2 separate regions of the Homo sapiens genome follow, and region 1 is linked to region 2. A link is a contact called in ENCODE Hi-C or POLR2A ChIA-PET data. All regions are on one chromosome and are shown on one strand. Each heading gives the region's core, a stretch centred on a gene start or an enhancer-like site at or near the end of the contact. The rest is flanking DNA. Distances are from core to core; before and after follow the strand shown.

Region 1 (4,625 bases), core at 996-3,495, 120 kb after region 2:
GGAGAAGCTTCCTTCTGCTGAAGCAGCAGCAACTGGAATTACCAACAAAATTCTCAAAGCAGTACTTAGATTTAGAAATGAATACTGATTTTTACATTATCACACTCAAATACTATATGGATTTGTGGGGAAACGAAAGAGATCAGGCTGTTACTGTGTCTATGTAGAAAGAAGTAGACATAAGAGACTCTATTTTGTTCTGTACTAAGAAAAATTCTTCTGCCTTGAGATGCTGTTAATCTGTAACCCTACCCCAACCCTGTGTCGCAGAGACGTGCTGTGTTGACTCAAGGTTTAATGGATTTAGGGCTATGCAGGCTGTGCTTTGTTAAAAAAGTGCTTGAAGGCAGTATGCTTGTTAAAAGTCATTACCATTCTCTAATTTCAAGTACCCAGGGACACAATACACTGCGGAAGGCTGCAGGGACCTCTGCCTAGGAAAGCCAGGTATTGTCCAAGGTTTCTCCCCATGTGATAGCCTGAGATATGGCCTTGTGGGAAGGGAAAGACCTGACCGTCCCCCAGCCCGACACTGTCCCCCAGCCCGACACCCCACCCGTAAAGGGTCTGTGCTGAGGAGCATTAGTAAAAGAGGAAGGCCTCTTTGCAGTTGTGATAAGAGGAAGGCATCTGTCTCCTGCTTGTCCCTGGGCAATAGAATGTCTGGGTTTAAAACCCGATTGTATGTTCTATTTACTGAGATAGGAGAAAACAGCCTTAGGGCTGGAGGTGAGAGGTGCTAGCGACAATACTGCTCTTTAATGTTTGTATACATGCACATCAAGGCATAGCACCTTTCCTTATTTATGACACAGAGACATTTGTTCACATGTTTTCCTGCTGACCCTCTCCTCTCTATTAACTTATTGTCCTGCCACATCCCCCTCTCCAGATGGTAGAGATAATGATCAGTAAATACTGAGGGAACTCAGAGACTGTTGCCGGTGGGGGTCCTCCGTATGCTGAGCACCGGTCCCCTGGGCCCACTTTTTTTTCTCTATACGTTGTCTCTGTCTCTCCTGCCTCAGCCTCCTGAGTAGCTGGGACTACAGGCACCCGCCACTGGGCCCGGCTAATTTTTTGTATTTTTAGTAGAGATGGGGTTTCACCCTGTTAGCCAGGATGGTCTCGATCTCCTGACCTCGTGATCCACCGGCCTCGGCCTCCCAAAGTGCGGGGATTACAGGCGTGACCCACCGCACCCAGCCTCTTATTTCTTTTCTCAGTCTCTCGTCCCACCTGATGAGAAACGCCCACAGGTGTAGAGGGGCTGGCCACCCCTTCATCTGGTGCCCAACGTGGGTGCTTTTCTCTAGGGTGAAGGTGAGCTAGAGCGTGGTCATTGAGAACAAGTTGATGAGAGATTCCCGAGTACGTCTACAGTCAGTCTTGTGGTAAGCTTGTGCCCTCGGAAGAACCTAGGGTAACAATGGGGCAAACTGAAAGTAAATATGCCTCTTATCTCAGCTTTATTAAAATTCTTTTAAAAAGGGGGGAGTTAGAGTCTCTACAAAAAAATCTAATCACGCTATTTCAAACAGTAGAACAATTCTGCCCATGGTTTCTAGAACAGGGAACTTTAGATCTAAAAGATTGGGAAAAAATTGGCAAAGAATTAAAACAAGCAAGTAGGAAGGGTAAAATCATCCCACTTACCGTATGGAATGATTGGGCCATTATTAAAGCAGCTAATTTAGAACTGTTTCAAACAGGAGAAGATAGCGTTTCAGTTGCTGATGCCCCTGAAAGCTGTGTAATAGATTGTGAAGAATAGGCAGGGATAGAATCCCAGAAAGGAATGGAAAGTTCAAAAGTTCACATTGTAAATATGTAGCAGAGTCTGTAATGGCTCGGTCAATGCAAAATGTTGACTACAATCAATTACAGGAGGTAATATATCCTGAAGCATTAGAATTAGAAGAAAAAGGTCCAGAATTAGCGGGGCCATCAGAGTCTAAACCATGATGGCCAACTCCTCTTCCAGCGGTTCAGATGCCTGTAACATTACAACCTCAAATGCAGGTTAGACAAGTACAAACCCCAAGAGAATATCAAATAGAGAGTCTCTGTCATGGCAACGCCAATCCAAATACAGTATCCACAATATCAGCCGGTAGAAAATAAGACCCAACCGCCAGTAGCCTATCAATACTGGCCGCCAGCCGAACTTCAGTATCGGCCGCCCCCAGAAAATCAGTATGGACAGCCAGGAGTGTTTCCAGCACCACAGGGCAGGGCGCTATAGCCTCAGCCGCCCACTATAAGACTTTATCCTACAGCACCACCTAGTGGACAAGGTAGTGCATTACATAAAATTATTGATAAGGCAAGGAAACAAGGAGATATTGAGGCGTGGCAATTCCCAGTACCGATGCCACCTGGAGAAGGGGCCCAAGAAGGAGCGCCTACCCTAGTTGGGGCCAGATATGAGTCCTTTTCTATAAAAATGTTAAAAGATATGAAAGAGGGAGTAAAACAGTATGGACCCAACTCCCCTTATATGAGAACATTATTAGGTTCCACTGCTCATGGACATAGACTCATTCCTTATGATTGGGAGATTTTGGCCAAATCATCACTCTCACTGTCTCAATTTTTACAATTTAAGAGTTGGTGGATTGATGGGGCACAAGAACAGGTCTGAAGTAATAGGGCTGCCAATCCTCCAGTTAACATAGATGCAGATCAACTATTAGGAAAAGGTCAAAATTGGAGCACTACTAATCAACAAGCAATAATGCAAAATGAGGCCATTGAGCAAGTTAGAGCTATCTGCCTTAGGGCCTGGGAAAAAAATCCAAGACCCAGGAACCACCTGCCCCTCATTCAATACAATAAGACAAGGCTCTAAAAAGCCCTACCCTGATTTTGTGGCAAGGCTCCGAGATGCTGCTCAAAAGTCAATTACCGATGAAAATGCCCGTAAGGTCATAGTGGAGTTGATGGCATATGGAAACGCCAATCCTGAGTGTCAATCAGCCACTAAGCCATTAAAAGGGAAGGTTCCCACAGGATCAGATGTAATCTCAGAGTACGTAAAAGCCTATGATGGAATTGGAGGAGCTATGCATAAAACTATGCTTATGGCTCAAGCAATAATGGGAGTTGCTTTAGGAGGACAAGTTAGAACATTTGGGGGAAAATGTTATAATTGTGGTCAAATTGGTCATCTAAAAAAGAATTGCCCAGCCTCAAAAAAACAAAATATAACTATTCAAGCTACTACAACAACAACAGATAAAGAGCCACCCGACTTATGTCCAAGATGTAAAAAAGAAAAACACTATTAGAATTCTATCAAATTCTAAATTTGATAGAAATGGGCAACTATTGTCAGGAAACAGCAAAGGGGCCAGCCTCAGGCCCTGCAACAAACTGGGGCATTCCCAGTTCAGCCCTTTGTTCCTCAGGGTTTTCAGGGACAACAACCCCCACTGTCACAAGTGCCTCAGGGAATGAGCCAGTTACCACAATACAACAATTGTCCCCTGCCACAAGCGGCAGTGTAGCAGTAGATTTATGTACTATACAAGCAGTCTCTCTGCTTTCAGGGGAGCCCCCACAAAAAATTCCCACAGGGGTATATGGCCCCCTGCCTGAGGGGACTGTAGGACTAATCTTAGGAAGATCAAGTCTAAATCTAAAGGGAGTTCAAATTCATACTGGTGTGGTTGATTCAGACTACAAAGGTGAAATTCAATTGGTTATTAGCTCCTCAATTCCTTGCAGTGCCAGTCCAGGAGACAGGATTGCTCAGTTGTTACTCCTGCCTTATATTAAGGTTGGAAACAGTGAGATAAATAGAAAGGAGGGTTTGGAAGCACTGATCCGGCAGGAAAGGCTGCATATTGGGCAAGTCAGTTCTCAGAGAGCAGACCTGTGTGTAAGGCCATTATTCAAGGAAAACAGTTTGAAGGGTTGGTAGACACTGGAGCAGATGTCTCTATCATTGCTTTAAACCAGTGGCCAAAAAATTGGCCTAAATGAAAGGCTGTTACAGGACTTGTCGGCGTAGGCACTCCTCAGAAGTGTATCAAAGTACTATTACATTGTTTAGGGCCGGATAATCAAGAAAGTACTGTTCAACCAATGATTACTTCAATGATTACTTCAACCAATGATTACTTCATCTGTGGGGTTGAGATTTATTACAACAATGGGGTGCAGAAATCACTATGCCTGCTCCATTATACAGCCTCAGGAGTCAAAAAATCATGACTAATATGGGATATATACCAGGAAAGGGACTAGGAAAAAATGAAAATGGCATTAAAGTTCCACTTGAGACTGAGAGAAATCAAGAAAGAAAAGGAATAGGGTATCCTTTTTAGGGGTGGCCACTGTAGAGCCTCCTAAACCCATTCCATTAACTTGGAAAACAGAAAAACCGGTATGGGTAAATCAGTGGCCGCTACCAAAACAAAAACTGGAGGCTTTACATTTATTAGCAAAGGAACAATTAGAAAAGGGACATATTGAGCCTTCGTTCTCGCCTTGGAATTCTCCTGTGTTTGTAATTCAAAAAAAATCCGGCAGATGGCATAAGTTAACTGACTTAAGAGCCGTAAATGCCGTAATTCAACCCATGGGGCCTCTCCAACCCGGGTTGCCCTCTCTGGCCATGA
Region 2 (4,419 bases), core at 55-2,554:
TTTTAGAGCCAACATTTCCAAAGATCTATTTATTTTGTTTTTTGTTTTTATTTTATTTTTTTTAGAGAAGGGCCTTGCTCTGTCACTCAGGCTGGAGTGCACTGGCATGATCACAGCTCACTGCAACCTTGAACTCCTGGACTCAAGAGATCCTCCCACCTCAGCTTTCTGAGTAGCTCTTACTAAAGGCACAGCTTCCATGCCCAGCTAATAAAAAAAAATTTCTTTTTTTTTTTTTTTTAGAGTGAGTCTGGGTTCACTATGTTGCTCACGTGCTGCTCTCAAACTTCTGGCCTCAAGCGATCCTCCCACCTTGGCCTTCTAAAGCACTGGGATTATAGGCATGAGCCACTATGTCTGGCCCCAAAGATTCAATTTTTAATTACACCATATAGTGTAATTATAATTACACTATATAGTGTAATTATAATTACATTTAGTGTAATCTTAGTATGCCATTCATTTTGTAAAAAATTAAAACAATACAAGAGAAATTCCCCTTGTTCCAAACACACTTGCGTGCTCCTTCTTAGTGATAACCATTAGCTTCATCTTGGCATGTGCCCTGTAGACTTTGCTCAATGCATTTGGACAAGTCTGTATGTTAACATAGAAGCCTAGAGTTTTGTGGGTTAGCAACGACACAACAACCACAACAACAAAACCCATAAAACCATAAATAAGATTGGACTGTGCTGTTTTGCAGTTTCCTTTTTCCCCTCTTAACGTTTTGGAGATGTTCCATGTAGGTGAAAACAGACCTACCTCGTTCTTTTCATTGTGAAATATTGTGCAGCATAGATATATTGCATATTTGACAATTCCTCTATTGATGGACTTTTAAGTCATTTCCAGTGTTTACTTTTTTTTTTTTTGAGATGAAGTCTCCCCTCTGTCACCCAGGCTGGAGTGCAGTGGCTCAGTCTCGGCTCACTGCAACCTCTGCTTCCCAGGTTCAAGCGATTCTCCTGCCTCAGCCTCCTGAGTAGCTGGGATTACAGGGGCGTGCCACCACGCCTGGCAAAATTGTTTTGTATTTTTACTAGAGATGGAGTTTCGTCATTTTGGCCCAGCTGGTCTTGAACTCCTCACCTCAGGTTATCTGCCTGCCTCAGCCTCCCGAAGTGCTGGGATTACAGGTGTGAACCACCGCGCCTGGCCTATTACCAGTTTCTATGATCTTGTTAGAATAAAAATTTCAGCTCTCTCTTGGACAGGAAATTGTGAGTGATTCACACTAGTAACATAATCAGATATGTCGTAATGATGCTATTTAATGCTATGTCTTCTGTTACTTAGTAACTGTTTTACATAAAGGGCGTAATCATGTCTCCACCTTTTTTGATAGGAATGGTTGTGTATCACTTTTCTCCACCCATTTCACCATGACTTTTAGATATGAAATGGGAGAGTCTGGGGCCTTGGAGGGCCTCAGGGGAGTGACCTCCCCCTTCCCTTCCTTATCCTCTGTTTTCTTGAGTGGCTTCAAGGAGTTGTTTGGTGCCATAGCCTGCCCTTCTGCCACATCCTTTCCTGCCACATAGTGGTCATGTCCTGGAATGACGAGATGACAATGCCAATCATTCAGTCCCAGGCTGCATGGTGCACTGGCCTTTGGATTCCTCCTTTGATCAGCTCAGAACACTTTAGCAGTTGTTGGTTTTGACCTGTGCTTGGCTTTGATGATATCAGGCCCATCTTCAAACCTTTTCCTTGTACCTCAGGAATGATACCGCAGTCTGGATCCAGCCTTAATCTTTTCAAGGCCCACGCATCACTCAGTATAATATTTTCCACAGATAAGTACATTTTAAAAGGAAAAGCTTTAAGAACACTTTATATTTTATACCATTTAATTCCTTGGCAATTTTCTTCTCCCACCCACACCTTAATGTCATTTGCTCTTCTATTTTTCTCAACCTCTGTTTTCTTTTCTTTCTTTCTTTCCTTCCTTCCTTCCCTCCCTCCCTTCTTCCTTCCTTTTCCTTCCTTTCTTCCTTCCTTCCTTTCTTTCTTCTTTTTCTTTCTTTCTTTCTTTCTTGAGATGGAGTCTCCCTCCCTCTGCTGCTCAGGCTGGAGTGCAGTGATGCGATCTCGGCTCACTGCAACTGCCGCCTCCCGGGTTCAAGCAATTCTCCTGCCTCAGCCTACCGAGTAGCTGGGACTACAGGCACGCGCCACCACGCCCGGCTAACTTTTGTACTTTTAGTAGAGACAGGGTTTCACTATGTTGATCAGGCTGGTCTCGAACTCCTGACCTTGTGATCTGCCCGCCTCGGCCTCCCAAAGTGCTGGGATTACAGGTGTGAGCCACCGCTCCCGGCCAACCTGCTTTCAAGATTACATCAGAGTGGTGGCTGTGGAAGAATTTTTCTCCCTGAGAATTTTCTCTAGGCATAGTTCTTTGTTACTAACAAGATTTTCCTTCTCCCTGCTTGATGATTTCCGTACAGTTTAGACTCATAGAGTATCTTAATATTAATCTCTAGTGATTGAATTGCAACAGCACCTAGGATGGCTAGATTTCATAATGGCTTTTTCCTGAAGTTCACTTTTCAGAGGGAGCCTAGGACTTTTAAGGCAGTGTGACTTGTTTTAATGGTTTCAGATTAATTTTGTATTTGTATCAGAAAACCATTTACTTAATGATTTGATTGTTTCATTTTCTAAAGTGAATAGTAACTGAACTCGTTTCCTACTCCTTTATTTAGTCCAGCTACTATAGAATCTTTGTTTTGCTTGCTTTTAGTAATATTAACGTTATTTCTTTCTTTCTTCTTTTTTTTTTTTTGAGACAGGATCTGGCTCTGTCACCCATGCTGGAGTGCAGTGGCGCAATCTTGGCTCACTGCAGCCTCCGCCTCCTGGGATCAAGTGATCCTCCTGCTACAGCCTCCTGAGTAGCTGGGATTACAGGCATATACCACCATGCCTGGCTAATTTTTCTATTTTTAGTAGAGACGAGGTTTCATCATGTTGGCCAGGCTGGTCTCGAACTTCTGGCCTCAAATAATTCAACCGCCTTGGCTTCCCAAAGTTCTGGGATTACAGGCATGAGCCACTGCGCCTGGCATATTACTGCTATTTTTTTTTTTTTTTTTTGAGACGGAGTCTCGCTCTGTCCCCATGCTGGAGTGCAGTGGCGTGATCTCGGCTCACTGCAACCTCTGCCTCCCAGGTTCAAGTGATTCTCCTACCTCAGCTTCCCAAGTAGCTGGGACTACAGGTGCATGCCTTCATGCCCAGCTAATGTTTTTTTTTTTGTATTTTTAGAAGAGACTGGGTTTCACCACGTTGGCCAGGCTGGTCTCGATCTCCTGACCTCGTAATCTGCCTGCCTCGGCCTCCCAAAGTGCTGGGATTATAGGCATGAGTCACTGTCCCCGGCCTATTACTGTTATTTCTAAAGCACTCTAGTTTTGGCAATGAATTACAACAGGACACTGTGAGGTAATCTACATGTTTAGGTGAAAGCCATGCTTTCTATAGGATAACTTCTTATCTTGAATATACTGGCAACTTTGGCTTGGATTTTTTTTCCTTCTTTCATATTTCCTAATATATGCTATGAAACATGAATGGATGGTTTAGTGTTTAGAGTGTGGGTTTATGAACCAGGTAGTTTGGATTCAAATCTCAGCTCTGCCACTTTCTTTTTTTTTGCCCGGGTTGGGGGAGGTGGTCTCACTCTGTCACCTAGGCTAGAGTGCAGTGGTGTGATCACAGCTCACTGTAGCCTTGACTTCCCTGAGATCAGGTGATTGTCCCACCTCAGCCTCCTGAGTAGCTGGGACCACAGGCGTGTACCACCATGCCTGGCTACTTTTTTTTTTTTTTTTGAGATGGAGTTTCATTCTTGTTGCCCAGATTGGAGTGCAATGGCTCAATCTTGGCTCACTGCAACCTCCGCCTTCTGGGTTCAAGCGATTCTCGTGCCTCAGCCTCCTGAGTAGCTGAGATTACAGGCGCCCGCCATCACGCCATGCTAATTTTTGTATTTTAGTAGAGACCATGTTGGTCAGGCTGGTCTTGAACTCCTGACTTCAGGTGATCCACCTGCTTTGGCCTCCTAAAGTGCTGGGATTATAGGCGTGAGCCACTGCGCCCGGCGGTCCTGGCTAATTTTTGAATTCTTTGTGGAGACAAGGTTTCGCCATGTTGCCCAGGCTGATTTTGAACTCCTGGGCTCAAGCCATTTGCCTACCTTGGCCTCTCGAAGTGCTGGGATTACAGGTGTGAGCCATTGTGCCTGACCAGCTCTGGCTCTTTCTAGCTGTACCATCTAGGGCAAGTTATTTAAGCTCTCTGTACTTCAGTTTCTTCTTGTGTAAAACGGGGTAGTAGTAGTACTTGTCTCCAGAGTTGATGTAAGGAGTTGACATAAGGGTAAAAATCGTTTGGCATGTGGTAAGCGCCAAT

What was found. A loop is a pair of places that touch in the nucleus more often than their neighbours do. ChIA-PET counts read pairs that join two places held with the same protein, here RNA polymerase II (POLR2A). Pooled maps may share reads with other maps.
Region 1: a pooled map shows a loop between it and region 2 (4-fold over the local background). The contact joins two enhancer-like sites. A Hi-C loop is called at or near these places in 8 of 168 maps with a recorded cell type or tissue (Caco-2, PC-3, PC-9 and 5 more) and 14 of 50 pooled maps. POLR2A ChIA-PET finds 5 or more read pairs at or near these places in 3 of 52 experiments (BJ, MCF 10A and naive thymus-derived CD4-positive, alpha-beta T cell).

The regions. Positions count from the first base shown.
Region 1 is chr11:62,378,590-62,383,214 of GRCh38, reverse strand. All of the region lies in intron 4 of ASRGL1 (asparaginase and isoaspartyl peptidase 1), which reads right to left. Among named protein-coding and RNA genes, the nearest start is that of SCGB1A1, 38 kb to the left of the region's middle. RefSeq lists enhancers at 1-504, 505-1,070. Within about 2 kb of position 2,245, at least 2 of the 41 ENCODE cell types and tissues checked have a DNase peak (open chromatin) inside an H3K27ac peak, as active enhancers do.
Region 2 is chr11:62,494,421-62,498,839 of GRCh38, reverse strand. It overlaps a transcript of AHNAK not described here. Among named protein-coding and RNA genes, the nearest start is that of AHNAK, 50 kb to the left of the region's middle. Within about 2 kb of position 1,304, at least 12 of the 41 ENCODE cell types and tissues checked have a DNase peak (open chromatin) inside an H3K27ac peak, as active enhancers do.